3 separate regions of the Homo sapiens genome follow, and regions 2 and 3 are each linked to region 1. Evidence: chromatin loops called from intact Hi-C (ENCODE). Cell type or tissue: heart left ventricle. All regions are shown on one strand. Each heading gives the region's core, and the rest is flanking DNA. Links, peaks and the distances in the headings are about the cores only.

Region 1 (10,530 bases), core at 4,766-7,265:
AGAAGAAAAGGCAAGTGGAAGTATAGTGAATGAGGGTGAATGGTAAGAAGTAGGCAGGGTCCAGGACCTGGGTGCCAAGTAAGAAGCTAAATCTCTACTTTGACAGCAGTGGGACACCATTGGAGCCTTTAACCCAAGGGTCCATATAGTCCGATTTACATTTTTAAAGAGTCAGTTTAAAAATGTAAAAGGGGAAGAATGGAAACCAATGATATTTTGGTTATCTATTGCTATGTAACAAACAAACCCAAAACTTATTTCTTTATAATTACCGTATTGGTTTGCCCACTATTTCGTGGGTCAGGAACTATGGGAAGGACTCAGCTGGGCAGCTCATCTCTGATTCACAAGACATCAGCTGGGGTGGCTGAGGCTGGAGGATTCACTTCCAAGATGGTTTCTTCATGGACAGGTGTAATGCCCAAGTGCTCCTGGTCCTTTCTCTTTCTCCACATGGCAACTCATTCTCTAAGGCCTATCCATGTGGCTTCAGCTTCTCACAGTCTGCTGGTCTCAGAGTAGTTGTACTTCTTACATGGAAGCTCATTTCTAAGAGAAAAGATGGAGGAACTCCTAGCCAGTACTGCATGTGGAACTTGTACCACATTGCATTGCTTCCTCCACATTCACAGGTCAAGAGCTCACCCACATCCAAGAGGGTGGAGAAATAGACCCCCCCATTAATGGGGGAGCAACAGAGGCACATTGCAGAAGGGCACATGGAGTGGGAGATATTGCTGCAGCCACCTTTGGAAAATACAATATGCTATAAATGAGGAGGCCATTCTGGTAATTCAGACAAGGGATGATGGTGGTCTCATCTAGAGGTTTGCTCTGGAGATGAGAAAGGGGTAGATTCAGAATATATGAACAGAATATATGGAAACAGCAAAGCAGTAACAAATGCATCTGAGTATTTATTAATTGTAGTTTATAAGATTACATGGATGAATATTGCCCACCACCAATGGAGAAAGTCACAGCTATATCTAATCTATTTGTAGGACAAATGGATCATTGTCATGTTTCAGAATATGCTTTGTTTTAAAGCATCAGTTGTGTAGGGCAAGGAGTTAATGAGGCCTGGATAGGGCTATACAGTGAGGTTAAAGTATGGACCTGTAGACTCTGAGATCCAGGAATTGCTGTGTCCTCTAACCAAGGGTGCTTTAGAAAGTAAAGGGGGGGGAAGGGGTCTAGCCACAATACATTTTCAAACGCTTCATGGAAACAAGTGCATTTGATGACAGAAAGCCTTGAGCAGTTTTCAGTTCACACATGTGGTTACTTGAGGAGATAAAAGTTTTAAGGTATGAGAGCCAATGTACCGAAGTGGGTGTATGAGAAAGGGTTTTTGGGGTGACAAAAATGCTGAAAGCTATTTTCCTACTTTAACATGAGGGAGTGAAACAGAAACTTGCCCAGAGTCACCTAGTGAATTCATGGCAGAGCTGGTGCTAAAAGACATGATTCCATGGGATTCTTTCCACTGTATCACCTGCCATTCTGCCCAGAGCATAGCTTTGCTCTGTACTGTGGTCATACTGAACCACTGCTATTGCTCAACTGACTTTCAAGTAGTGCCAGAAGGCTGCAAGAAGAGGTTGTGAACAAACCAAGTCTGTTCCCTCTGTTGGAAAACATAACTCTAAAATATGCTTTGCTAATTTTGACTCAGTTGCATCTCTTTGTGGAGCAGACAACACATATGTTCATATGAAAAAATAGTCATAGTGAGACTACTTGCTGTGCTGCTCAATGTCCCATAGAGTATTTCTTAAAATTCGTGGAATGCCTAAGATTCTGAGATCACTCTCTCAGTTCTAAAATCTCTACCAAAAAATAGCTCAAGACCACCAGGATCTTTTGGATTGAAAAGCAAGAACAACCCAAGGTCTTTACTGTGCATGGGAAGGTACATATATATTATAATGAATATTTCTATATGTAACTTCTATTTCATATATGCAGATGCATAATTTTTGGTTTGTTTTCTCAATATTTAAAGTGGGCAGAGCTCCATTCTGGATGTAGGTAAAACTTACGTGTTCTAAATATCATAATTTTATTCTCCACTACTTTTAATTTCTTCAGGTTTTTCTATAGCTAAACAAAAGACATAATTTGCTTGTATTCATCTTCTTTATTAATTGAACACACTTATTGTAAATGGAATTGGCACTTTCAATCACCCTCATTATATTTACTAGGATGAAATTAATAACCCAAAGATTCAGTGTTTTCCCATACTAGGTTCTGTTTCACATTTGAGCTTATTTGGACAAATACTACTTCCCTGCACACTGAAAGGATCTGTAAAATATTGCTCCTTGATCTCTGCATAAGAAGCAATTTGTTGGACTCCAGTGTTGGAGAGCAATACTTCAGGGTTGATGCTTGGGAATGTGTAAATCTTGCCTATGGATTTAGATGTCTGTTCAACAAGATTGCACCACAAAAGCCTCACACCTTTATTATGTTTCACACGTTACATTGCACTGACAAGTTTAACTGCATCCACGACTGGGCCAGCTGATGTTTAAATTCTCAAATACCTTAACATTTGAATGTCTCAGGCAAGAAACCTGACTATTCAGAAGGCACAAGCTGTAATATTTCAGGCAAGTCAAAATCAGAAGTGAAGGCTTTTGGCCATAGATTTTACTAGTGCATTTATATTAACCTCTATGCATTTCCATAAGGCTTTAAAACCATTTCTTAGGCAGTATTTTTCTGTGGGTCTTCATTAAAGTATGGATCTTATTTAATCTACTTGGAAAAATCCCTTCAGGATCCCAGGAGCTGTCCTCCTCCATTCCTTTTAAAAGCACTTTCTCTTCTGCCTAAAAACTCAAGTACTCTCTTAACTAAGTGCGGACTGAAATATTTCACTATGGATTTGAACAGGAGCCAACAGTGATGATGAAAGGAAAACTTCTCCCTATAAAAGGTTTATTGTCAGCGCTTTCTAAAGATGAAGATGCTTCTGAAACAGACTACTGACATTTTCACAAACATTGACACAGCCTTCTCAACCTCTCCTAGACCTATGATTTGGGTCCCTTTCTTTTAGGAATGCTCTGGACCTTTGACCTTCTGAATAGCCAACTCTATATAACTGCTCCCTCCCCCATCAATATAACGTATATTATAAAAAGGAAAGGGGGATGGGGTAGCTTGGCCCTCACGCTATTGGAAAAGTAGTTGAAATTCCTTGCATTCCTTTGCATTTAACAGCATGTTTACCTAATCACCGGCTTATTAGGATTAACACAAGTCATGCTTCAAGCTCATTTAGTGAAAACAAACTGACTCCTATAGACTCAGATTTTTCCTCATAACAGCCAAGGGTAAATTTCTAAGTAGTTCTAATTTTTAGGAACGGTATTGGGAAAATATAAAGTTATAAACAAGCAAGTCTTTAGAATACATTAATTATATTCAATCTTGCCCATGGGTCTGGATGTGGGCAGCCTGAGTTATGGACTACCCCTTTTCATTAAAGGGTTTCTCTACTCTACTAAAGTGGCATGCCCACTAACCTGGTGATTAAAATAATAAATTATTATAGCCATCTCACAGAGTGATGGAGACCCTTAGGCTTTATATTCTGATGAACATGAAGCGCTGTTTTCTTAAATCACAAATTTAGCTTCAGAATCTTTATTGTGCTTCATACAATGTCGTGTTCAATACATGTTTTTTAAACATTACTTTATATGCAAAGACTTTTCTCTACTGAAGGTATAAAAGCAATCATTATCTTATTTTAATAGCTTAATTCACTGCTGTATCCCAATAAGTCCTGTTTGAATAATTGAGTACGTGAGCTAGGTTGTTCCTAATGACTTTGGAGCACCTCTAAAAATACCGAATGGCATACACTCAGATATTAGGTAAATATTTCTTTATTAAATGGTTAATTCCATAAATAAAATCTTTTCACTGAATATAAAATTAAAATCATTTACAAATTATTCCAGTATTACATTTCCCCTCCCTCCCCAAAAGCTACATTTTGATAAATAAAACATTCAGTCTTAAAACACCTGATTTCTGTTTGCAGTTTAGAGTGCAGATAGCTGCCTCTCACAGACACTCATGGAGTGTCCCCCTTCAGGAAGGGATGGAATGCCCTCCCATTTACTTTTGTCAAAGGACGAATAAAAGCTTTAAACTGTCCAACTAATCTTATTATCTCTTTTACGACTGTAGAACCCCAAAAGGAAAAAAGCCTAGAGAAAATATGCTTAGCAAATAATTTACAAACAGAAAACAGAAAGTCATCAACTCCACAAGCTCCAAAATGAAGCAGTAACATGTGCTCCAATACTATGAAGCAAAGTATTCTCCAATCGTGGCTGCATTAGTGTCCATCCGCACCAGCACCCTTGGCAGTTTCGAAATACCTTAATGCTCCTCAAGAATGAGCAAGGCTTCCTTTCTACAATGAGTCCCATCACCCACACCACCCCCGCCCATTTTCTCCATGATTCTGATTCTGACACTCTTCTCCCTTGTTTGTCTAGGTGTGCCCTGGAAACCCAGGTAGCATTTAGTCCCTAAATTTGTGAATGTCATTGAACAGCCTGTAGAAGGGAAACGCTGCTTCATTGGCATGCGGGCAGTTGTAGTTGCATTTGCAGGACTGGATCATCATGACGTTCTTGGAAAATGTCTCCCCATCTTCGCAGCGGAACCGCATCTTCACAGTCCTGGTCAGCTGGGGCGTGCAGCATCGGCCGTCCACGCAGGAACCGCAGTACTTGGGCCGGTATTTCTTCACACTCAAACATCCAGCGTAAGTAAACCTGACTGGTTCGGGGGATTTCTTGGTCTTGCTGCATTTCTTGCCCTTCTGTAAGAGAAAGGAGAGAAGGAAAGTTAGGGGTGATATTTCTCTTTCTTCAAAAAGATGTTCACATCCCACCCACCTGCCAGGCAACAGTCTACACGTCCCTGAAGGAACTTACTTTCAGGCTGCTGTACACTGGCTGTCCACAAGGCCGCACCTCACAAATCCGGGTTTCTTTCACAAGGCGGCACTCAGGGTTGTCATTGGTAACTCGTGTGGAGATACCAGTTCCACAGGTCTTTGAGCACTGGGACCATGAAGTTGTTTGAACAATACATTTCTGGCCTTGTAAAGGGTTGTATAGGATGCGAGGCTCCATTCCAAAAACTAGAGACATATAAGAGGGAAGACTTCTCAGAGGCATACCGACACAAACAGGCTCAAGCACTCATTTCTACAAAGATTTAGACCAGAAATGCATCTCAGTACAGTGTCTGAAGTGCTCAGTCTCCACTTACCAGGGAGCCGCTTCAGTGAGCTGCCTTTTCCAACTGCAATCAATTCATTGTTTCTCGTCAACTCCACCTCGGAGGCATCGAATCCCAGCTCCTTGCCAAGGAGGCCGTCCTGGTCCTCCATGGGGTCCTTGATACTATCCTCGTCACAGACCCACTCCTCGCAGCACTGCCCGGTAACTTTGACCAGCCGAGGGTTGGGACAGCCCAAGTTGGGGAGAGATAGTTCTTGGGGACACAGAGGAATGCAGCCCACGGCGCCATCAATACATGTGCACTGATGTTTACAGTTGGGCTGGAAACTTTCCCCGTTTTGGTAGATTCTGGAGTTATATTCACAGGGTCTGCCCTCTGACTGAGCTGCAAAGATCACCAAAAGAGAAAGGTAGAAGGGGATAAAGTTAAGATTCCAAACCACCGCCTGAAACTCATACATATTTTCTGCTGTTAAATTCAATTTATGGTAAAGTTCCCTACAATTCCCCGGAGACTCCAGACCAGAACAATAAGTTAGTCAGGAATCACTTTTCCGTATGCGCTTTCGTTGGGCCCAGACACACTGAATTGCATTCCAGACTGCTGAAATCATGTGCCTTTCTGCCAAGCTACCAACAACAAAGCATCACCATACATGGTCTCAGAATTACTAAACTTCTGGACTATGGGGACTAGTATTTTTTTTAAAGGGGCCAAACCACAAGCATCTTACCTCTGCAGATCCCCTTCAGAGCGGTGGAGCTGGCGCCGAAGTTGCATTCCAGCCCCTTGGTGTGGTCGCAGGGCTGCGTTTTGCTGCAGTCCTCGTTGAGCTGCTTGGCGCAGACCTTACAGCAGCCGCAGCCGTCCCGGACCAGCCCGACTCCCGGCGCGCACTTGGGCGCCTCCAGGGGGCAGTGGCAGGCAGCGGGGCAGGTGGAGAGCGCCTGGAAGGGGGAGAAGATACGCGTGAGACTCGGCGCGGTGCGCAGGAGGGGCGCCGCGGCTGCCGCAGTGAGGGACGGGGGTCTCCGACCCTATCGACGGGGAGCCTCTGATCTCGTCCAGCCCGGCCACCTCGGAAGGCTGCTCCCACCAAGAGGTCCCGACACGTCTTCGGGGGGAGGGGGAGAGTGCTTAAAGAAACGGCTACCCGCAAACGATCGCGAACTTTTTAACTTTTCCTGCCGTGGGCAATCTGGGACCAGGGGAAGGGGCTGGAGAGCGGACGGGGAATAGGTGGCAAAAGGAGAGTCCAACTCACCAGCCTGGTCAAGTGGAGAAGGGTGACGACTAAGGCGAGCGCCCTGGCGATGCGGGAGCTCATTGTGGCGCGCAGGAGTAGCCCGGGGCGAGCGCGGCGACGAAGACGCCAACAAGCTGGTGTGCAGCGGACAGGCCGTGCGCAGCGGGGTCGGGGTGGCGGCGCGGTGGGCCCGGTGGGCAGGGAGGCGAGGGCTGGGCGGCGGGCGGGCGTCTTTCGCTCGAGGTCCCGGCGGAGAAGGCGCGGAGGGCGCGGGCGCTGCTCGGGGGCGCTCTCGCTCGCGGTCTGCCCAGGCGCCCCGGAGCCCGCCTTTTATACGGGCCGGCGGAGGCGCCGCGTGTTGCAGTGACGTCGGCTCTGTCTGCGCGTTCCAGAATTCTCAAACATCTCAGGAATGCTGGTTGGCGCGGGCTGCTGCCAAGCGCCTCCCCTGGCTCCATTGCACCTTTGTGTGTGTGTGTGTGTGTGTGTGTGTGTGTGTGTGTGTGTGTGTGTGTGTGTGTCTGTGTGTGTGTCTGTCTCCCAGACCCGTCAAGAAAACAGTTCGGGGGGTGTGTGTGTGTGTGTGTGTGTGTGTGTGTGTGTCCCAGACCCGTCAAGAAAACAGTTCGTTTTTTCCACCTTAAATTACGACTTATGTTGGGAAGGGTTCTTTGGGGCGTGATGGTGGTGATGGTAGTTGGAGGGTCGTGAGGGGCGAGGGGGGCCAGTTCAGAACTTTGCCTGGACTGGGTGGGTGGGAGGACCTGAGAGGGAGGAACAAAAGTCGTTTTGTTTGGTGATGCGAGTTGACCGGGCAGCCACTGAAGCCCTCACCCGGGAAGGCAGTGAGCTGTTTGCTTTTTTACAGCGAAGGTGAGAGGCAAGTTATCTGTTGAAAGAGTAGAACGGGGAAGAGGAGTGTGTCTCTGAGTCAGGAATATTTGTGGACTTCAAAGAGGCGTGTTCGGAACAAGTCCCAAAGCTTTGGCATGATGTTTATTAGCAAAGTTCAGTGAATTGCAAATTAATACCCACAGTGGCATTTATGAATGAAAAGGCGGGGGGGGGGTGGGGCGGGGGGAAACTTGCCCATCGTCTGGCAAATTCCCAGGCAGAGGTCTCCCCCACTCCTCCAGCCCTTCCCTCTTTTGGGTATGTTGTACTTGTTTGTTTTTGGAGGTTCCCACTTTAGTTCCAGCCCACTGCCTGGGTTGGAAGTCCGAGAGGAAACGAACGCGGGGAGTTCTCCGGGAGGCTGACTTATACTTCCTCACGGATGCAGGAGACGGGGTAAGCCCTTCCCGCCTCCCTCCGCGGGCAGGAGGCTATGCTAACCAAGCAGCCAGCCAGAAGTGCAGGAGACCACCGTGGAGTGGCCTGAAATCATCACCTGCAAAGACCGCAAGGCCAAACCAGATTCCAGGACCATTGTGCCCTATGAATCTCTGGGAAAAGCAGACTCCTTCAAGCTGGACATTTTGTGGGGTTTTTAACTCCTTTCCTAGGGACCACTGGAAGCCTCCCATTTTAAATGAATTGCAATGCCCTTCTCTCCAAGTACAGAAAAGAGATTTAGGATGTAATATTTTGCAGTAAAAATGTCAGCAGATTTTAAGATCCCGTTCTACTTGCAACACACTCAGTAGAAGACCCCACCACAAGACAATTTACTTGAACATCACCAATACCATTAGTGTGATTGATAAACTTTCCCTGCAAGTTTCAAAAACTTTTTGCATAATTTTAATAAAAATTATCATGTAAGACTCATATGCTCTAGGATAACTACTTATCCTTTTTAATGTTTAAGGCTATTCAGACTTCATAATTTAGCAGTCTTGCTTGAAAAGGCCCTTAGTGCTAATGCTGACTTTCCTGATAAGCACAATGAGAATCTGTCAGGATGAAAACACACTCCAGTGAAGAGAATTCTTGCAGGAAGGAGTTCAGTTTCATTCATTCCAAAGTGCCCTTTCATAAATGGAAGCAGCATTTGCTAGAGGGAGTGGGATCTCTAAAGCTCTGTTAGAGGGTTAGGGGTGGGAGACTTTTCAAGACAATGGATTGTCAGGTGTTATGCAAATACAGTGAGGAAAGTGTGGGCCCAACACGTACACAGGTTAATACATCAATTATTATTTACAAAACACTGTTTTTCCTGCCTTATCATTTCATTATTGTTTCCTTCTTAATGAAGTGACGGGGGGCGGGAGGGGGGAGGAGGGGTGCAGGGACAGTACTGGTTGAACTAGAGAGAGAATGGAGAGGAGGGTTCCTGGCTTCTGTTGTGGCGTCTTTTCTATTTGACTTCATGGTTGTAAGTATTTCCAGATGGTGAATCAGACACCAGACGTAACAATATTTCCATATTTGGGTATAGCAGTAGCCTGCGTTTTTAACATTTTTCTGCCTCTGTTATCCAACCACAAAGCATTCTTGACAGCTTCAAATGTTGTTAAATATAGATTTAACTTCTCTTCCCAGAGCAGGAAATTCTTTGGAATTCCTTGTTTTTCACGCAATCTGTCCATCATGATTTAAAATAAAAGCACAGTGGATCATCCAACTGGCCGTATATACCTTAATTGGAGGTTGGGGATGGGGGACGGCAGAGATCCAGTCTGCCGCACTGCGTTCAAACACACGCCATTCCAGAGATTCCTTTAAAATCACATTAAAGTTTTTTTAACAAGGGTGTGTGGGTTTGTTTCTGGACTTCAACTGGGGAATCTTGAGGATGAGTTTGCCCCAGAAGAGAAATTTAGAGAACCTTACCGTCAGCTGCCCATTTAAAGCAGGGGGTGTGTTGTGGGATGGGGGTGGGAAGCTGGAGCAACAGGGCCAGGAGGTGTGGGAGCGGGAGACACTAGAGTAACCTATGTGCACAGCCTCTCCATATACCATGTGCTGTTGCGCCTGCTAGTAATCGACGACATTAGGCAAGAGAAACAGCGGCTCCTCAAGTCCTGCCCAAAGACCGTCCAGAAACCCCAGCCTCCCGTCGCCTTCTCGCCGCCTCCGCTGGGAGCCGCAGATCAGTCCAAGTTGACGGACAGGAGGCGAAATGTGCAAATGTTTATGGGTAAGTGTTGCTTCGGGTGCTAATTCTGTATGGCTCTTTTGCTAGTTTCTCCTTCACCCTCCCCATACGGGTGCCCCAGGAGGAAATAACGGACTGCCTTGTTTCCTTGGGCTGCCTTGGATTGCAATCCACGGAGAAGGGGCTACTTGTCTTCTGCAGCTCCTGGCTTCGGGCTGAGAGATGGGGACGTCTCTCAACCGCTGCTGCCAGGGAATTTTAGGTTACCTAATGAAGGGCTCACTGTCTGGCGGCAACCGAGAATAATAACGGTAAATCTGGCGACTCCAGTTTCCTAGCCCTAGGAAGGCTCTCAGACTAGCGTGCATCCGAGTCGCCTGGAGGGCTAGTTAATGAATGGTTCTCTGGGTTCCCACCCCAGAGTTTCTGATTAGTTACATTTCTAACAAGTCCCCAGGTGATGTTGATGCTGCTGGTCCGGAGATCACACCCTGAGCACCACTGCCCTGGACGACCGGAGTGCCTGTAGTAGGGGTGTGTGTGTGTGTCTTCATAGATCCTCGGCTGCACACCCAACCTCACAACTCCACTCTTCAAAGCCACCTTAATGAACAGAACTTAATGGTGTCTGCAAAAGACCGGCTTTAAGGTGGCGCCCCCGTACCATCCCATTTCTCTCCTCTACCATTTCCCCGCCCCCATCCCCTTGGCTTGACAGCCAGGAGAGCCCCAGGAAGCCAGGATCCTGGTGGCTGCGGCAGGAACTGGGTGGCCGACGCGCGGAGAGGGCGGTCGGCTCCGGGACCCCTGCGGAGGGAGCGGAGAGGGTCCGCACCGCGAGAGGGTGCGGGACGCGAGGCATCCGGACGCGCCTGCCCGGCTGCTACCGCCGCCCCCTGCCGGCCACCCCGCCCGCGCGCCCACAGTCACCGCGGTTGCCAAGAATCGAGGTTTCCGG
Region 2 (10,487 bases), core at 1,871-4,370, 86 kb after region 1:
TCCTAGGTTTACTCTGATTACTGTATTTTCCAAATGTCGTATGTGAAGTCCTTTACAGGCCCTACCTGCTGGGTTGGATGAAGCAATCCTTGAGGGAAGTCACCGCTATAGTCCTGTTGGCTATCCCTCAGAATCTCTTCAAAATTCACCCTGGAGAAGGAGAAGAGAAGGATGCTTAGAGAGGAAGGGAAATACTGGCAAGGAGATGGGGAGAATGAAACCACTTTAAGACTGTATTTTAAAGGCTCGTTAAGCTTCACTATTAATGAAGTATAATTTGAAGAGATATATTTCCTTCTGGAAGGCAAGTTTTAAGACACTAGGGGGTTAGTTCACCCAGAGAGATGCTGGTAATTATATTTGAATTGTCAGTAATTCTAGTTCCATCACCAGAAAGCAAAATGCAAGTAGTAAGGGATGACTCTACTTGAAATCTCAGGGGGAAGAAAGAACTTTGCTTCTCTCAAGGTCATCTGGTGTTTAAAGAAAATGTGTCATTGATGATTTAATAATATATAACATGAGAAATTGCATTAGTATAATTGTGTTACATTTTATAATCTTATTTTTTATGTAGAGAACAGATTGCCTTAAATCTGCAAGTATTGTATTTGAGTTAAAATTGCATTCAACATACCATAAATATGTACTTCCTAATCATTTAAATGTTTGCAATCATGTGTATCTCAGTTAAAATATATGTTCACATTATACTTTAAATTTCTATTTCCTTTGGACATTATTGTATTTTGCAAGATCAGAAAGATTATCTAAAAATTTTCTGTAATGATAATGGAAACCATGTTAACATCTGAATCATGTTCAATGTGAAAAAGATAGTTGGGGCCAATTTAACAGTTAGTACTCTTTCTTGGCAGAGAATGACAGAACACTGCTGTAAAAAGGACTGCTGTCTTTTCTTTTTAAATCTGCAAAGTGTTGCTAAGTACCGTAGTCCCTCGCCTTTGGAAATACCATGGCTTTTTGGGTCACCAGCTGTGTGTTATATACCAATAGAGAGTACAACTCACAGCCATTTTTTGCATTCTTAGTGCTATTTGTGGCTGTTTCTTTACCTCATGAGCTGTATGACACCTTTTATTTAAATAAATCCTTATGTTTGTGATCACTGTGCATCAGGTTATTGGGCCTGTGGCTGGCCTTCCAGTTGTTCATCAGTCTGAGCTCACAAGAAGCAGACACAATTGTCAGTCATTGTGCTGTTCTGTTAGGTTAAGTCATCCTGGTGGTATCCAAAACATTTCTGGTATAAGAATTATTTTTTTCTGTTTTGAATTAATGAAGCAGAAACACAAACTGTGAACATTGTCTGTAAATAGCCTTTGTTCCTTTATGCAGAATGTCCTCAATGTTAAGGCCTGCAAGAAGATAGTACGTGTTATATTAGTTTTATAGTATTAGTGTTCGTGCTGAATGATGGCAGGAAAACCAGCTAGGTTTTATTTCTTACTGGTTATTATTGGTTGATGAATTCCTGTGAAGGTTTATGATATTAGGTTAAATTATATGAAATTGCTATTTGTGTAGACAATTTCATATGACTCAACCAAACAGGAAACAAAGCAGCTTCAGTTCTAGGATACAAGATATAATTCAATTAATTTGCTGTACATCATTGTGAGTCTGCTACAAATATCTTAAATTAATACATATAACTTAAAAATTGGAACTGGAAAGGAAAGATTTGTTTTCCTCTTATTCTTACTTTGTTTTTACTCTGTGTCATTGCTCTCTTGCTTTCAAGGAAAATACCGACTCTATGTACAGAACATCTCCTGACATTTGCCATTCTGTAGGTCTTGAGGGGTAAACAAGTAAGAACACAAATATTACTTACTCAGTTGTGAGTTAAAGTCATCTTTCTATTATTCTAACAATAACAAACTTGCAGCTCTTCCTTAGTGAATTTTCATGAATTCTCTTCTCTCTAGAGAAGACTATTTCATCACAGAAATATATTAGAGGTATTAAAATGCCTTTCCCCTCTCTCTGCTTCCATATTTCTCCATTTGCAGTTTCATCTGTATGGAAAAGGAGCTCTGGTAACTTTGGCCAAGACTTTTCAGTAGGAAATGCTTCAAAATACAAAGCAAGAGCTATTTTCAAGAAAGACCTTCTAAATTTATATTAGGTAAGTTAAATTTTAGATGTCCTCCTTTACAGCTAAAAGTAAACACATTTGATTTAATTATATTCATCAAAATGTACTTGCATTCAAGTGTTCTTATATGTCAATACTCCTGGATAGATTTAAATTACATTGACAGAAAACATCCATTTCCTCACATTTTCAAACACCAAGCAAGTAGCAGAACCCGGTCTTTAGCGTGGTTGTATTTTAAAAAAATGTAATCCAGCCAAGGCTGATCTTGTTTTTCCTTTATTCTTTAAGCCAGAAGCAATTACTTTTCATTTCAGGATTAAGCGTCTGTAACGTTGCCACTCGTCGCTGAGGCTCCTGGTTTCAGCATGTCTCCTTGGTTCCCAGCCAGCTCTGGGTGTTCAGGTAGCAGCTGTGGCTGGGAGTGTCTCTCCAGTCCACATTCCTTGGCCATGAATTTTGCAGCCCTGTTTATCTGATGAAGACCTCCCAGTAGTGAATTGCTCATGACATTGTCACACAGACCTTAATGAATGATATGGAAAGATACTGAATATTTTTCCTCCCGGAATGCCAACCAAGCTTCAGTGTCCCAGCGCCTTCATTCCAGCTGATCATGGCAAAGGCTTGGTACTGAGATCCAGTGAGACCTTTGTCCTACAAAAACCACATTCTCACTGGATGCCTACAAGTCCTCTCTATGGGACTGTTACCCAAGCCTGTTTACAGAATTTTCAACAATTACATCTGCCCATTTGCTGAGTCTCACTTCTCTGCACTAATTGTTGACTTCAATTTATATTTTTAATGTACAAATGCTATCACCAACTTCAGTGCATGAAGACCTCTCTTTCTTCTCTTCAAACCCATGACTTTGCTTGGAATAACAGGGATGGCTTTATGGCATGGCTTTCTCATTATTTCATGTGTCTTCATTTTGCTTTCCCAAGCCAGATTGTAAATTCCTTGAAAGAGGAGACCCTGAAAACTAGAAATACCTATACAGACAGATAGACAGTAAAAAAAAAAAAAAAATTGGACAGAAAGACATCTGTTGCTCTAAGTAATCCAGAAAATTTGCCTTAACACGTTCAGAAGACATATTTGGCTATAATATACAACTCCTCTCCTTTCCCCCGCCTGCCCTCTGCTGGAACTGCTAATGAGCAGTAAGATGGCAAAAGCAGGACATTGTATGGGAAATGTGGGAAAACAGGGGCTAGTCTGACTAGAAGGTGAGTTGAGTAACTGTGATTTGTGAGTCCACAATGGGAATCTTTGAAGTCCTTCATGATGTGCCTTTGTATGACTAGCAATCTCCTCACAAGACTCTATGGTTCACTGTGCACAAAGATATGATTCTGCCTGCCTGCCTGAGATAGACCAAGTGACCTTGTGTGTTCTCTTCCTCCTCTGTGCTTGTTTCATCTGCAGAACCATCTGATGGATGGCAGACAGCTGAACCAGGTACTGCCCCTTCCCAAACACAAATGCCCTCCCCATTCACCATTCCCTAGAGCGTTCACTTCCTTCATCTATGAAAGGCAATTACTAGGGTCTAGCAAGACTGCCAATTTGGTAATGCAAAGCAGGAGATAAGTGTGAAACTCTAGACTGGTTTTCTGTTTCAAAGGGCAGCAGGATGTGACAGCTGCTGAGGCAGCCCTTTGCCCTTGGAGAGGAGAAGCAGGAGTGTGATCACTAGATGACCTCTCCCTCCTGCTGTCTCCTGGGTGGTAGGGACAGTCTCTCTCCCAACACTACTCTTGGTCAGGTGGCTACATATTATGAAAAAGAGGAGGAAAAACATGTTTTTGCTTTTAAAATTATTATTAAGAGAGAGTACTCTTTGGGGAAGCAGAATCCATTAGCTGAATTCATTTCAGTAGCTATGTTTAATTAAGTTAGGCAGCCTTAATGCAATTTTATTATGTAGCCTTTAAGAGCTGTTCTGGTAAATGCCCATCCTATAAATACTAGCACTACTTTATATGTGTGATATCCTTTTTGGAAGGGCAAATCTGAATTATTATCCAGATATTAATCTGCACACAACCCTATCCAGACAATGCAAAGATGCTTCCTCATATTCTGGACATTGTTCAATACATTCAGAAGGGGGAAAAAACTGCTCAGATATGACCTTCTACATTTTAAGTCAGTGGATAAGCCAGCCTGGTTGCATCCCAAAACATACTTTTGAACATCAGTTTCACCTTACTACTGACCAAGTAATTGATTTCTGCATTTCATTATGTAAATTAAACACTAGACTTTGAATTACTAGAAATACACAGTTAGCCAATAAACCTTTCTTATAAAATGACAGTATTTTAATTTATTAGATGCGTTGGCATGTATTCATGCCTAAGATTTCATCAATCAATTTTCCATTTTAAAAAGCTGTCTCTGGAAGCAACAGTGGAGAGATGCTGAGTTCCAAAAGCAATGTTGTGAAAGGCAGCAGGTCTAGCGTTCCAGGCACATGCTTAACTAAATTCTAGTCAATAACCATGTGGCTCCAAGTATAAGCCCACATTTTTTAAAGTATCTACCTTCTGAACTGACTCTTTTGGAATGTCAGAATTTTAAAAAGAAAATATTTAAATTTCTCTATTTAAGAGGTGTGCAATGTTTGTTCAATATTGGAGCAACCTCTGATATTATTTTAAAATATTTATTTTGCCACTTTGACAGCCTTCTACACTGCCCTTGGGTTTTAATTTTGTTTACAGTACTAAACTTCAATAGTTGGCTTCAGATTAAATGAATATTAGTATGTTGTGGTGATTTTATTAATTATTTGCTTTTGAAAAATTTTTTAAGCTGAAAGTCACTCCAAAATAGAAGCTTTAAGAATCACTACCACCAACTTAACTTTAAGTCATTTATTCATTTCATTCAGTTAACAAAAATATATTTAACACATAGGATTTGACTGACTTATCCCTAAGCAAGGTAGGCATAGCACCTGGGGCCCACAATACTTTTAGAGGCCTATAAAAACAGTCTTTTAAAATCAGAAGAAAACAAATTTTTTTATTTTAAAATCAGAAGAAAAAGATAAAATTTTAGGTCAAAGAAAGTATATATAATATTAATATATTCATTTTCATACCAGGATGATCATAAAATATAATTTTAAATATTTTTTAATGAAGGAAGGGGCCCATGAAGGCAAAAGTTTCCAGGACCCATAAAATGATAATGCAACCCTTCGTGACATATGCCAAGTTTTATCTATGCTAGATTCTAGGGGTAAGAAGATATGTAGGGCACAGTTTCTGTACCCAAAGCACTCATAGTCTAATGAAGAAAATGGACATAGACAGTTCATAATGTGGTTGGTTCCCTTGACATTGTTTGAGAGTAATTACAAGCTGAAAAACATAAGGGTTTTACTACAAAATGTCATTTAACACATAGACTTGGCCTTACATTTCTTTCCGTTAAACTTATACAAAAATTAGGTTTATATATATCTTAATGCTACATAGACAGTGTAAGTATATATGTTTGTTCATTTTAAACATTACTGATATTGCCATTCAGATCTGTAAATCAGAATGTTCATTATTTTATAAATGCTGTCCATCAACAGGATCACAAAGGAAATTCCACGTGCTGATATCAATGGTCCAATGAGGAAAATGAGAAGTGAGATCTAGTTCTCCCTAGCTTAGCAATGCTTATCTATATCCTTTCGAGTTTTACTGAGATTTCAGAAATGGAACAGAATCTTGGCTGCACTTTCCCTCTTCATAAAATTTCACATTTATATGAGATTCTGCATTTATTTTTTTCTATTACTGTTTCTAATGCTGCAATTTGGGTAGTCACAATGTTCCACTTAACCTAAGTCTTCCTTGTTAATATTTGAGTCCATTTTTGCATTTTTTTATTGTTAATTAGAGAATGATTTCTGAACATTTTCTATTTTTAGAGCAATTTTACCTGCATTATCTTATTACACACACAAAAGCTTTTTGAATAAGTAGGACATCATAGGACATTCAAAAGAACACAGACTCAGACAAGCCTGAGTATGAATCTGAATTCTGCCAGTCAAGCTGTATTATTTTGGTCACTTCATTTAACCTCATTTGCATCTCAGCTTCCTCATCCATAAAATGAGGATCATTATGCATGTCTCATAAAGTTGCCATAAGAATTAGGATAATGTATGTTAAGTGTTAGACCAGCACCTGAAATTTAGTAGATACTAAATAAGTAGCTGCTATTATTATTTGCCATATTTTATAAATTAGGAAACTGAAACACAGACATATTCCTCATGCCAGTATAGGGGGTTAGGTCACCTAGTTATTACAGGCAAACTGCAGACTTTGTTTTGAACAAGCCTTATTGAGAATGATGGTATAGAGTACAAAGTACACAAGCAAAAGATACAGAAAAAACACTGACATCAAACCAACCAGATAACCAATATATGTTTATTGGGCACCTTGTAAGTATAAGACATTCTATGTACAAGTTGGGCTACTTTGCAAATGACGGAATTCCAACTTGATCACACAAAAAAAGAGAATTTGCTGGCTGATGTCACCCAAACACAGAATGTGGACAGCTGGTCCTATGGATGTCTGGACTCAGTGGCAAGCACACTTTTAGGGCTTATACTCTCTATTTCTGATGTATGTTTCCAGTTCTCTTTGCAGATGAGCTTTCTCCATGCCATGGGGAACATGAATCCTAGCAACTATGATCTCTCATCTCATCCTAACAGCAGTTCTACCAGCAAAGAAAGAGGATTCCTTTGTCTTTGTCTGCAGTTTGAAAACAATCCTAACAATCACTTGCATTGAATCAGTTTAGGTCATATACTCTTCCCTGAGCCAATCACCAAGCCAGGAAGATGGAGTAATATAATTGGCCCAATTAAGAGCACACGACATGTTAGGAGCTCGAGACCAGCCTGGCTAACTTAGTGAAACCTCATCTCTACAGAAATACAAAAAAAGCTAGCTGGGCATGATGGCACACACTTGAAGTCCCAGCTACTTGGGAGGCTGAGGTGGGAGGCTCATTTGAGCCTGGGAGGCAGAAGTTGCAGTGAGTGGAGATCACACCACTGCACTCCAGCCTAGGCAACAGAGCAAGACTGTCTCAAAAAAAAAAAAAAAAAAAAGAATACATGTTACTGTTGTCATTAGAAGAGAGGGAAGTGTATTGGGCAAGCAAAAATCATAACCTTCACCTTCAATGAGTTATAATAGAGAAATTAATATTTTAATGGTAGAGTTGGCTCAAGGAGCCAAGAGGCCAGAATCTCAGAATGTCTGGCTGAGATGCCATGAGCCCTGAGCAGACATGTCACATGGACTGCCCAGCCAGGAAGGGAGGCCTATCATAATTTTGTCCCCCACTTGTGTTATCTCATAGACTACAGACTTAAATTTATTTCTTAATATGCATACTATTTAAAGAAGGAAGTTATAAACATTTGGGCATTATCTTAGAGAAAGCAGAACTTTCTAAAGAGAGTGTCTAGAGGCTGGACCACAGACTAACATCCCTGTTGGTTGAAAAATTGCAGGCTGTCTTGTCCTGTTGGAAAGCATTATTTTAACAGATTGCTTAATGCTTTTCCTTCCTGTAGCATGGGCTTGGGGGAGTGGTACTCAAAGCAGACTTATAAATTGGATTGTATAGTGAATGAACTTTGCTTAATGGCTTTGCTGGGTTTATTTAAGACATTGAACTGTTTGCCCTTGTCTCCAGTGGTTCAATGACCACTCATCATTACATTAGTGGGAGAACTATCATACTGTGTTAGAGATACGGAGAGCTTGTGACTGGGTGAAGAGTCAGTGTTTTGACTTTTTATGCCAACATCATTATTTTCCCACTCATTTCACATTTCTCCTGTCAGTTCAGCCCTCAATTCAAGGTTACCTTGATTACTTTCAGGTCTTTTAGTCATGAATCTTTCTAAACTATTTTTACCTCAAATTGTTCCTATATTTTCATGAACTCACTTTTTCTTCTTTTCTGTCTCAAAATTAGAGGTATTCCTAGTCTTTTCCAGCACTAAATTCTTCCCTAGTCTACCTCCTTAGAAAACTAACTTCATTCATTCCTTCATCTTCTATTTGCATTTTCAACTATCTCTCTTCATTGCATCTTTCTCCACTTATCCACCACAAGCCTACCTCTTGAAACAGTATCAAATGAGATCATATTTGGGAAAGTGCTCTGTTACTCTGAAGTAGAATATAAATATGGAATAATATCATAATCCTGTCTTTCTTCTTCCCTCCGTGATCATTTCAAAAAACCATCAATATAAAATATTTTTTAATTTTACTATATCACTGTTCAACTCATTACCTAATGTCTTAAAATCTGATTCTGTCTCCTAAAATACTATGTTAGGGGTTCATAACTTTATCTTCCAGTATTTGACACAGTTAACTACATCCTCCTTCCTTGGTTTTTGTAACCTCATTACCTTGATTTGCCTCCTCTCCCTTTAACCATTCCTCTTTCCTTCAATGTCCATCTTTTCCCTTCTATCTCTAAATGTGGGTGGTCTCTATCATTCTGTCCTTCCTTCTCTCCCTCTCTCTCTGATTCTCATAAATACTCCTTGAAACCACCAACAAATTCTTTTCTTCAACCTCTGTTAATTGCCTGCTGATAATTTTAACCTAGATGTCCCACTAGCCCCCAAAGAAAATGTATAGTAAAATAAACTCTTACCCCACTCCAAATATCTTCCACCTTATCTCAGCCAACAGTGTTACTCTTTTACTGAGTCACCTAGGCTTGAAACCCTAATTCCATGATTGATTTTTCCCTCCTTATCCCTGAATCTAATTTCAGCCATATTTTACAGACATTTACTCTGTCTCTGCCTTCTCTTCCTTCAGGTAGTGATAGTTCAGGCTGCTGGAATAGCACACACCCTATTATTTTTGCTTTCAGTAGGGTTATCCAAACGTATTTTGTGGTCATACTGTTTTTCCCTTCTTTGTTCCTTAGTTCTTTCCCTTTTCTGGTCTGAATAACCATTTTAACTTTATTCACAAAGACCACTAAATCTTCTGTGCTAACATTTTCTCAGAACTTCCACTAAACATGTTTAGAATGGCTAGAATGGCCTGTATAACATGCCTGGTAAGTAACAGCTGGGTGCAAGTTGACTATTGTTTATAAGTAGTGACATGACAAAAATACATTTCATAGCGTATGTCTATTAATTTGCATTTTCAAATGCAGTCACCATCTTCATATTAGAAAATTCAACCGTATTTGATTCAGAATGCTGAAATTTTGAGGATCTAATGACATGCTAATGAATATACACTGAACATGTTGCCTGACTTTTAATACTTTTTCACCAGTCATCAGAATATAATTCCAGTTTATGTCTAACCTCATCAGAAACATCACCTTTCAGTCTCTAGGACTCTAGCTCTCTAACTTTGTTTCTGCAGATCCTATTAGCAAAAAAATGATTAAGGACAGCTTCAGTTTTCCCAGTTTTGACATTAAGGGTATTTGATGCCACAGTAGTATACTGTGCAACTGTAAAAAAGAATAGGGAAGCTCTTTATATGTCTATATGGAAAGATCTCTATTAAGAAATGAATGTTCATGTCTCCCTCAAAACTCATGTGTTTAAGTCCTAACCCTCAATATGATGATGATATTTGGAGATGAGGCCTTTGGGATGTAACTGGGGTTAGATGAGGTTATGAGGGTGGGACTCTCATGATGTGATTAGTGCCTTTATAAGATTAGATGCCAGAAAGCTTGCTGGTTCTCTATCTGCATGTTAGGACATAGTGAGAAGAAAGCCATCTGAAAACCAGGAAGAGAGCCCTCACCAGAATCTGACCATGCTGGTGCCCTGATCTTGGACTTTCAGCCTCCAGAACTGTAAGAAAATTAATTTCCATTGTTTAAGCCACCCAATCTATAGTATTTTGTTATGGCAGTCTGAGCTGACTAATACAATCTCCAATATTTATTATTATTATTATTTTGAGACAGAGTCTTGTTCTGTCACCCAGGCTGGAGTCCAGTGGTGCGATCTCAGCTCACTGCAACCTCTGCCTCTGGGTTCAAGTGATTTGCCTGCCTCAGCCTCCTGAGTAGCTGGGATTACAGGTGTGCACCACCACACCTGGCTAATTTTTTGTATTTTTAGTAGAGACGGGGTTTCACCATGTTGGTCAGGCTGGTCTCGAACTCCTGACCTCCAGTGATCTGCTTGCCTCAGCTTCCCAAAGTGCTGGGATCATAGGTGTAAACCACTGCATCTAGCCTCCAAGATTTATTTTTAAGTAGGGGAGAAAAGAGTGCCAATGTGTACTGCAAAGTGCCAATGTGTACTGCA
Region 3 (10,530 bases), core at 7,436-9,935, 78 kb after region 1:
CTATTGATTGGAATAGTTTCAGAAGGAATGGTGCTAGCTCCTCTTTGTACCTCTGGTAGAATTCGGCTGTGAATCCATCTGGTCCTGGACTTTTTTTGGTTGGTAGGCTATTGATTATTGCCTCAATTTCAGAACCTGTTATTGGTCTATTCAGAGATTCAACTTCTTCCTGGTTTAGTCTTGGGAGAGTGTATGTGTCCAGGAATTTATCCATTTCTTCTAGATTTTCTAGTTTATTTGCATAGAGGTGTTTATAGTATTTTCTGATGGTAGTTTGTATTTCTGTGGGATCAGTGGTGATATCCCCTTTATCATTTTTTATTGCATCTATTGATTCTTCTCTCGTTTCTTCTTTATTAGTCTTGCTAGTGGTCTATCAATTTTGTTGATCTTTTCAAAAAACCAGCTCCTGGATTCATTGATTTTTTGAAGGGTTTTTTGTGTCTCTATCCCTTTCAGTTCTACTCTGATCTTAGTTATTTCTTGCCTTTGCTAGCTTTTGAATGTGTTTGCTCTTGCTTCTCTAGTTCTTTTAATTGTGATGTTATGATGTCGATTTTAGATCTTTCTTGCTTTCTCTAGTGGACGTTTAGTGCTATAAATTTCCCTCTACACACTGCTTTAAATGTGTCCCAGAGACTCTGGTACATTGTGTCTTTGTTCTCATTGGTTTCAAAGAACATCTTTATTTCTGCCTTCATTTCATTATTTACCCAGTAGTCATTCAGAAGCAAGTTGTTCAGTTTCCAGGTAGTTGTGCAGTTTTGAGTGAGTTTCTTAATCCTGAGGTCTAATTTGATTGCAGTGTGGTCCGAGAGACAGTTTGTTGTGATTTCTGGTCTTTCATATTTGCTGAGGAGCACTTTACTTCCAACTATGTGCTCAATTTTGGAGTAAATGCGATATGGTGCTGAGAAGAATGTATATTCTGTTGATTTGGGGTGGAGAGTTCTGTAGATGTCTATTGGATCTGCTTGTTGCAGAGCTGAGTTCAGGTCCTGGATATCCTTGTTAACCTTCTGTCTCTTTGATCTGTCTAATATTGACAGTGGGGTGTTAAGGTCTCCCATTATTGTTGTGTGGGAATCTAAATCTCTTTTTAGGTCTCTAAGGACTTGCTTTATGAATCTGGGTCCTCCTGCATTGAGTGCATATATATTTAGGATAGTTAGCTCTTCTTGTGGAATTGATCCCTTTACCATTATGTAATGGCCTTCTTTGTCTCTTTTGATCTTTGTTGGTTTAAAGTCTGTTTTATCAGTGACTAGGATTGCAACCCCTGCTTTTTTTTGCTTTCCATTTGCTTGGTAGATCTTCCTCCATCCCTTTATTTCGAGTCTATGTGCATCTTTGCAGGTGAGATGGGTCTCCTGAATACAGCACCCTGATGGGTCTTGACTCTTTATCCAGTTTGCCAGTCTGTGTCTTTTAATTGGGGCATTTAGTCCATTTACATTTAAGGTTAATATGGTTATGTGTGAATTTGATCCTGTCATTATGATGTTTGCTGGTTATTTTGCCCATTAATTGATGCAATTTCTTCATAGCATCAATGGTCTTTACAAATTGGCATGTTTTTGCAGCAGCTGGTTCCGGTTCTTTCTTTCCATGTTTAGTGCTTCCTTCAGGAGCTCTTGTAAGGCAAGCCTGGTTGTGACAAATTCTCTCAGCATTTGCTTGTCTGTAAAGGATTTTATTTCTCCTTCACTTATGAAGCTTAGTTTGACTGGATGTGAAATTCTGGGTTGAAAATTCTTTTCTTTAAGAATGTTGAATATTGGCCCCCACTTTCTTCTGGCTTGTGGGGTTTCTGCTGAGTGATCTGCTGTTAGTCTGATGGGCTTCCCTTTGTGGGTAACTTGACCTTTCTCTTCGGCTGCCCTTAACACTTTTTCCTTCATTTCAACCTTGGTAAATCTGACAATTATGTGTCTTGGAGTTGTCGAGAAAGATACTTCTCGAGGAGTATCTTTGTGGTGTTTTCTCTATTTCCTGAATTTGAATGTTGGCCTGCCTTGCTAGGTTGGGGAAGTTCTCCTGGTTAATATCCTGAAGAGTGTTTTCCAACTTGGTTCCATTCTCCCCATCACTTGCAGGTACACCAATCAAATGTAGATTTGGTCTTTTCACATAGTCACATATTTCTTGGAGGCTCTATTTGTTTCTTTTTACTCTTTTTTCTCTAACCTTGTCGTCTCAATTGATTTCATTAATTTGATTTGCAACCACTGATACCCTTTCTTCCACTTGATTGAATTGGCTGTTGAAGGTTGTGCATATGTCACAAAGTTCTCGTGCCATGGTTTTCAGCTCCATCAGGTCATTTAAGGTCTTCTCTACATTGTTTATTCTAGTTAGCCATTTGTCTAATCTTTTTTCAAGGTTTTTAGCTTCCTTGTGATGGGTTTGAACATCCTCCTTTAGCTCAGAGAAGTTTGTTATTACTGGCCTTCTGAAGCCTACTTCTGTCAACTCATCAAAGTCATTCTCTGTCCAGCTTTGTTCCACTGCTGGCAAGGAGCTGCAGTCCTTTGGAGGAGAATAGGTACTCTGATTTTTAGAATTTTCTGTTCTGGTTTTTCCCCATCTTTGTGGTTTTATCTACCTTTGGTGTTTGATGTTGGTGACCTACAGATGGGGTTTTCATGTAGATGACCTTTTTGTTGATGTTGATGCTATTCCTTTCTGTTTGTTAGTTTCCCTTCTAAGAGTCAGGTCCCTCAGCTGCAGGTCTGTTGGAGTTTGCTGGAGTTCCACTCCAGACCCTCTTTGCCTGGGTATCACCAGCATAGGCTGCAGAACAGCAAATATTGCAGAACAGCAAATATTGTTGCCTGATCCTTCCTCTGAAAGCTTCATCCCAGAGGGGCACCTGCCTATATGAGGTATCTGTCAGCCCCTACTAGGAGATGTCTCCCAGTTAGGCTACACGGGGGTCAGGGACCCACTTGAGGAGTCAGTCTGTCTGTTCTCAGAGCTCAAACGCCTGGCTGGGAGCACCACTGCTCTCTTCAGAGCTGTCAGACAGGGATGTTTAAGTCTGCAGAAGTTGTCTGCTGCCTTTTGTTCAGCTATGCCGTGCCGGCAGAGGTGGAGTCTAGAGGCAGTAGGCCTTGTTGAGCTGCAGTGGGCTCCACCCAGTTCGAGCTTCTTGGCCGCTTTGTTTACCTACTCAAGCCTCAGCAATGGTGGACACCCCTCCATCAGCCAGGCTGCCGCCTCACAGATTGATCTCAGACTGCTGCCCTAGCAGTGAGCAAGGATCCATGGGTGTGGGACCTGCGGAGCCAGGCACAGGAGAGAATCACGTTGTCTGCCGGTTGCTAAGACCTTGGGAAAAGCCCAGTATTTGGGCAGAAGTGTCCTGTTTTTCCAGGTACAGTCTATCAGGGCTTCCCTTGGCTAGGAAATGGAAATCTCCCAGCCCCTTGCACTTCTCAGGTGAGGCAACACCCCGCCCTGCTTCAGCTTGCCCTCCATGGGCTGTACCCACTGTCCAACCCAGTCCCAATGAGATGAACCAGGTACTGCAGTTGGAAATGCGGAAATCACCCGTCTTCAGCGTCAATCACACTGGAAGCTGCAGACCAGAGCTGTTCCTATTTGGCCATCTTGGCCTATCTTACCTTGCCTTTTTAAAAGGAATTTTATATCATCTACTTGATGAGGGAAAATTTATCTTTAGAGAAGAATGCCAATGAAGGAGTGATAATATTTGAAATTTACTAATTTGCAACTCCCAATGAAATAATCGATTCAGGCAAGGATCTTTAATAGTAAAAGATTATTGCAGAACCGGTTATTCACACGGTTACAAAGCATCACAGAACATGTCACTTCCTAAATGTAAAAAGTACAAAGGAGAAGATCTGGCAGTCACCACTTTAACCAAGTGATTGACCTTAGAATCACTAATACGGGACAAATTTGTATTATGTTCCTCCTGATGGGGTACAGATGAAATTCATGAAATCATTTATTAAGTATTCTTGCCAAAAGGGCTTAATCTGAATCGAAGTAAGCTTTTAGGCAGGCCTAACCTCAAATAAATAGGAGTTACAGGGAATCAAAGAAAAATCAAATTACAAAGAATCCTGCAGAAGAATCTGAATTTGAGATATTCTACAAAACAACTATTTTCTTTTTATTCCTCCAAAAGTCATTTTTATGTGGGGAGAAGGACTGGGGGAGCTGTCCCAGGTTAAAAGAGACTAAAAGGCCATAACAACCCAATACGAGAACTTCAAAGGACTCTTAGCTTGATAAAAACAGCTAAAACTTTTAGAAACATTTAGGGAAAACCTGAATATGAGCATATATTAAATAACATGGGTATTATATGATATTAAGGAGCTAATATTAATTTTATTAGAAATGATAATGACATTGCAATTATGTATAAGAAAATTCTTATTTTTAGGAGATGCTGTTTGTTTGTTTATTTATTTATTTATTTATTTATTGTGATGCAGGGTCTCACTTTTTCACCTAGGCTGGAGTACAGTGGCACAAACATGGCTCACTCCAGCCTCAACCTCCTGGGCTCAAGCAGTCCTTCTACCTCAGCCTCCCAAGTAGCTGGGATTACAGCTGCATGTCAGCACACCTGGCTAATTTTTGTATTTTCTGTAGAGACAGGGTTTCACCATGTTGCCTAGACTGGTCTCAAGCTCCTGGGCTGAAGCAATCTGCTTATCAGCCTTCCAAGGTGCTGCGATTACAGGCATGAGCCACTGCGTCTGTCCTATAGAAGATGTATATTTAGGTGTTAATGTTTAGGTGTGAGGTGTAATGATTTCAACAACTTTCAAAATATATACACACACACACATATATATATATTTGTGTGTGTATGGAAAGATAAAGCAAATATGGCAAAATAGTAACAATTGTTGCATCTACATTGAAGAGATTGTAGAGATATTTATTTTACTGTTCTTTCCAATTTTCTAGATGTTTCATGTTAAACAATTTAGAAAAGAATTTATGCCTCTACCCCCTCTTCTTTTGTGCCTCTGGAACTCCTTTCTATCCCCGTGGTCACTCTCTGACTACTGCTCTTCATCGCCTCTTACCTGAACCTTTGTGGTGGCCTCCTATGTTTCTGTCTTCAGTCTAAATGCCTCCAAGCCATCTATCCGAGGCACCTTCCTAAAAATCAGTTGTCACCATTTCTCTACCTTGCTTCACTTTATCAGTAGTCATTCCCTTCCTCATCACCCACATGGTAAAGTCTGAATAAGCTTAGCAAGCAAGGCCATCCACACTTTTGCTTCAAGCTACACTGACATCACATCCTTGTTCAAGGTGTTCTCCTACTGCCTCATAGCCTAAGCTCTACCTAGGTCACAAACTCAAATGCCCGCATAGAGGGCTGGGAATAAAAGAGTTTAAGTTGTGGGTCTAGGGTGGACTGGGGATCAGGAGCCCTGTCTGAAGGGGGCAGCTATTACTTGGGACCAGGTGAGTGTTGCTGTGAGAGGATGTGGGCCAAGTGTGAAATCTTTGTTTCCATTAAGTCAGAAATAAAGATTTGTATACTAATACTGCCCTATTTTAAATGCTAATGGTCATTTATTTTTTTAAAAAAACTGCTGCAGAATGAAAAAATTGTGACTGCAGAGTATGATTCTGTGATAACCCATGGGACTTAATGCTCACTCTTTCACACTGACCTCTTTGTCATTCTTCCTTCTCTCTCCATGGTGGGAAGACTTTCTGCATCCTTTTCCTGGTGAAATCTGGTGAATACTTCAAAACCCAGCAGGCAAGACCATTCATGTTGCCCTGTCAGGCCCGGGCAGACTGAGGGGCTCTCTCTTTAGTGCACCTCAGCCATTCATTTTTACAACCTTCCTTCTAGAACTTGTCACGGAATTACATATCTGGTTGTTTGTCTTCTCCCACTGGATTCTGAATCCTCATGATTAATAGCCACATTTTATACATCTTTGTCTCCCCTGAGCTGCTCACAGTGTCTGGTGTAAAGTCAGCGTTCAATGAACATCTGTTGGTTAAGTTGCAGGCTGTTAAAGGTAATGCTATAGAAGAATTTAGGACATGGCTTCTATGGCATCCAGTTTAAAATGTATTAAAAAAGTCTATAAATCAATTAAAGAAAATTTTCTATGATTATAATATTCCAAGTAAGTTTCTCTTTTGAGATCATTTGTCTATTGTAGGAAGTCAGGTAAATAAGTTTAGTTTTAAAAAACAAAAATTTCTCAAATCAGGATTCTTTCTGACCCTTTAATCTCAGATAATGATAATAGAGTATTATTTCAAGGATTCCCCTTCTAGCACAATCTTGCTCAAGATCAGGCCAAGAATATAGACAGGTTCAGTAAACCACAAGTGCTCTAAACCTGCTTGAACCTATGTAAGAACTGAGCAGTGGGGTGTGCACTGAATCAAATCACCTTCTCTCCTCGGGACATCAATTCCTATCAGTACTGTATGCACCTGATTCTCTTATTCGTGTCTTTTTCATGCCTTTCTTTAATGAAATACTTTTTCCCTCTTAGCAGGCCTTCCAAAATTCAGCTCAAAACTTACTTCTTCCTAGAAGTGTCTGCTATCACCTGCCTTGATTGTTCCTCTGTATTATATTCTCCATTTATCTGTGTTTCTTTTTTGTTAGGTGTGGCCTACTCTGGTGTAAGACATATAATAAGAATAATTATGATATTAAGAAAAAGATAATACGGTTATCATAATATTTGGCTTTGGGAGGCCAAGGCAGGTAGATCACCTGAGGTCAGGAGACCAGCCTGACCAACATGGTGCAACTCTGTCTCTACTAAAAATAAAAAAAATCAGCCGGGCATGGTGGTGTGTGCCTATAATCTCAGCTACTCGGGAGGCTGAGGGAGGAGAATCGCTTTAATCCAGGAAACGGAGGTTGCAGTGAGCCGAGATCACGCCATTGCACTCCAGCCTGGGCAACAAGAGTGAAACTCCGTCTCAAAAAAAAAAAAAAAAAAAAAAAAAAAAAAAAAAAAAAAAAGAATCATTGAGGGCCATTGTTAAAAGAAATAGCTTACCAGACCCCTCCCTGGAAATTCTGATTCAGTGGGTCTGGCATGGGGTAGGGAATGAGGATAGGTATTTGTATTTTTAACAAGTGCCACAGATAGTTCTTATTATCAGGCAACCCTGGGAAACATTGCCATCATCCTTATAAGCTTGGGTTTGGGAGCAGACTAGTCAGAGTTTGAGGATGGGTTCTCATGCTTTTTAGCGTATGTAACAGTGGGCAAGTCACCATGTCCTAAGCTGTGATTTTTTCATCTAGAAGAGGAGGATGATAATCACTGTCTCAGTGTTGTTCTGGGGACTAAATGACTCATTTAGAGCATGAGCACTTAGAAAGTTCCAGACATTCTAAGTGCTCAGCAAATATGTGACAATCATATTCATATTTTGCTTGCAGTTTGCTTGGTTATGCTACTGTGATTCAAAATCTGAATGATGGTTTTCTTGGTTCTTCTATAGCACTATGGTGACCCAGGAGTGTGACCCAGGAGAGTGACCCAGGAGATTTTATCACAGCCAAAGACTATTGTTGAGAGCCTGCTCATCTCTGCCAACTTTTTATTGACTCAATAAGTTATCACCCTTTGTTCTCTTTAATTTTACCTGTCATTTCCATTGAATTACAGAAAGGTCTTTGAGGCCAATGACCCTGCCATCTAGTTTTGTTATACAGTAGATCCAGTATCCTGTACAGTGGGCTATCAACAGAGGGCATGATCTAATAAAACACACATTTATTTCGTGGAGTTATAGAGCCATCATCTCTTACTTAGGTTATGACAGCTCCTAATGGGTCTTGGAGTCTTGAGGTCTTATGCTCTTGCTTCCCTACAATGCAGCCTACGCTGCAGCCAAAGCGATCTTTGAGCAATATCATCACAGCATGCCAGTCTGTTTGAAACCTTCCAATCCTTTCCCTGTATTTATAATAAAATCCAAACTCTTTACTGTGGACTTGTAAGCCCTACCTGATCTGGGCTAGTCTGTCTGTCTGACCGCATCCCCTGTGATTCACCTCCTGGATCGTTACATTGCAGCAATACTGAAGTTCTCCCTCCCTAGACTGACCTTTTCCCCCATCATCACCTGCCACTTAGCCCAGAGGTCACCTTAGAGATCTTCCCTCATCTCCCTATCTCATGTTTTCCTGCCACTATTTCCTATCCCATCTTCCTGCTTTATTTTCTTCTCATCACTTACCACTGTCCAATATTGTACTTATCAGTAGGTGATGTTAGTTTGTGTGTTTATTGGAAGCTCCATGATAGCAGGCATCTTGTCTATCTTGTATTCCAAGTACTGGGAACAGAACCTGGTACCTTCATGGGCTTAGTAGATAGATAGATGGATGGATAGATAGATGGATAGATAGATAGATAGATAGATAGATAGATAGATAGATAGATAGATAGATGAACTTTAAAGAACATCAGCCGGGTGCAGTGGCTTATGCCTGTATTCTCAGCACTTTGGGAGGCCCGAGGTGGGTGGATCACCTGAGGTCAGGAGTTCGAGACCAGCCTGGCTAACATGGTGAAAACCCGTTTCTACTAAAAATACAAAAAATTAGCCTGGTGGCGCATACCTGTAATCTCAGCAACTCAGGAAGCTGAGGCAGGAGCATCGCTTGAACCCAGGAGGCGGAGGTTGCAGTGAGCTGAGACCACACCATTGCACTCCAGCTTGGGCAACAAGAGTGAAACTCCATTTCAAACAAATGAACAAACAAAAAGATAAAGAACATCTATATAGTCTAATATATTTCAACTTTTTTAAAGCAAGGAACTCTTATCAAACAAAATGTTTGTTTTTAAATTATTAATTTGGTTGTTGGGGTTTTTTTTTAACTTATTTCTTGACAATTAATAGGATTCCATACACATAAAAAGTTCTTAGCAAACACTTAACAATTTACTGAGTCCGTGTTCAATGAGATCCACCACCAGGGGGACATCAATCCACTGACTGGTAGCTATGGATAGTGAGAAAATCTGGCTGAAGGAGAAGCAGATCTGACTCCAGGAGACAAAGGCAGGCAGAGGCCCCGAGTGTTCTGGTAGTGTGACTCCTCCAGGGCTTCCCCATGGCTCTGCAGACAGAGGTGGTAGGAGGCAGGAGAGGCAGGGCTATCTCTGGAGAACCCAGAAGAGAAGCAGCAAAAGAGGACTCTTTAATGCAGGCCAGGCTTCAGTGAGAAACTGCCTGGCCTGGAGCAGCCCTGTACCAGTGGCTGCAGCACTGCAGAAACAATGGCAGTGGTGGTGGCGGTGGGGATAGGTGGAAGCAGCAGTGGTGGTGATGCCACAAGAAAAACTTCTTAGGGAGGTACTAAGATGGGAAGCAGCCTCTTACCAGGCTGAAGCCAGAGGGATCTGAGAAGGGGGCAATGATGGCAGTGACAAGCAAGGGACAGCAAGGAGGTCCTCAAAAGTGTCACATTTTCCCAGGAGAAAGGAAGAGATTCAAAGAACTGAAATTCCAGCAGTTGAGCATGTGTGATCTCAGTCAGAGCCACTGGCTTTGTTGTCATTTGGTTGTGTTTACTTTTCAGTATCATTCTCAAGAATTAAGCAAGATAACATGTGCAAAGCATCTAGCAGAGTGCGTGGGGTGTAGTCAGCAAATGTCGTTTCCTCTCGTTGTTGGGCAACCACCAGTAGCACCATATCAGAATTAAAGGTGAATAGAGGAATACTGTGTTAAGCTCTGAGGAAGAAACAATGATAAATTAGACATTGTCCGTGTCTTCAAAGAGTTTACAATATGGAAGTGACATGATCGTTCAAAAGGCAGAAAGTGCAAAGTGCTGTCTGAAGCAGTGCCAATAAAGTGTTAAGTATGTTCATATATACTTATACCTGGCATAAATTCCAGCGTAGCAGACTGGATAAGCTTTATGGAGAAAGTTTGGATTTTAAAGAATGAATATAATTTAGGCATGGGAAGCATGGTTAAAGGATAAAGAGGAGGAGAAGGTAGTGAAAGAATAATAAGAAATTTAGGAGGAAAATCAAGATTAGAGTTCTAAAAACCAGGGAGAATTTCAAACAGGAGATGATGAGCAAAAGTATCCAGTGTGAAGGACTTCTGCTTCTGGCTTTGATGAAGTTACTAGTACCAGCCCTCTTGCCATAAATAGCTGTAAAACTGGACAAAATATATGGAGCAACTGTTTTCAGACGTTGAAATTCACCCAGTGTTGAACTTTGATCCCTGGGAAAAGGGAAACACATGAGATGAAACCCTTGGTCACCTTGTCTTTTTTCCTGGCGGCACAGCAAAATGGAGCCCAAGTTGATAATGGTTGCTTTACTGTTCTGAGGAGGCAGAGATCACAGTTCAGGGTGGTTGAGGTGGTTGGAATTTGTAGGTCAGGCTAATGAAGAGAAAGCTGCACAGAGAAACAGGTCCAGAAATCTGCATATGGGTACTATAAAGTCTTTGGACAAATGCTAAGCTTCTCACTTTCTGGGTGAGACTCTACAAAGTCTGGTG

What was found. A loop is a pair of places that touch in the nucleus more often than their neighbours do. Peaks named below come from ENCODE experiments on the same cell type or tissue, not always from the same donor. Only the 100,000 strongest peaks of a DNase experiment are listed, where the experiment ranks them.
Region 2: it touches region 1 in a loop (8-fold over the local background); 25 of 110 quality-filtered maps call a loop at or near these places.
Region 3: a loop joins it to region 1, with 2.1 times the contacts of the local background. A loop is called at or near these places in 25 of 110 quality-filtered maps.

What each region holds. Positions count from the first base shown.
Region 1 is chr1:85,577,068-85,587,597 of GRCh38, reverse strand. CCN1 (cellular communication network factor 1) reads right to left here and starts at 6,837. Exons shown (of 5, transcript NM_001554.5): 1 at 6,551-6,837; 2 at 6,020-6,233; 3 at 5,314-5,670; 4 at 4,974-5,182; 5 at 3,648-4,858. The coding sequence starts at 6,613. The coding sequence ends at 4,556. It also overlaps a transcript of DDAH1 not described here. RefSeq lists enhancers at 5,179-5,700, 6,967-7,016, 6,747-7,269, 9,669-9,728 and silencers at 6,117-6,166, 6,177-6,226, 6,237-6,296, 6,727-6,856, 10,209-10,488. In heart left ventricle, for the core only: CTCF peaks have their summits at 5,011 and 6,191 (motif pointing right); DNase peaks (open chromatin) are centred at 6,177 and 6,887; H3K4me3 peaks cover 2,500 bases; H3K27ac peaks cover 2,500 bases.
Region 2 is chr1:85,487,831-85,498,317 of GRCh38, reverse strand. It overlaps a transcript of DDAH1 not described here. Among named protein-coding and RNA genes, the nearest start is that of DDAH1, 28 kb to the right of the region's middle. RefSeq lists an enhancer at 1,890-3,089. In heart left ventricle, for the core only: a CTCF peak has its summit at 3,279 (motif pointing left); a DNase peak (open chromatin) is centred at 2,487.
Region 3 is chr1:85,501,438-85,511,967 of GRCh38, reverse strand. It overlaps a transcript of DDAH1 not described here. Among named protein-coding and RNA genes, the nearest start is that of DDAH1, 42 kb to the right of the region's middle. In heart left ventricle, for the core only: a CTCF peak has its summit at 8,974 (motif pointing right); no DNase peak of the experiment used is centred there.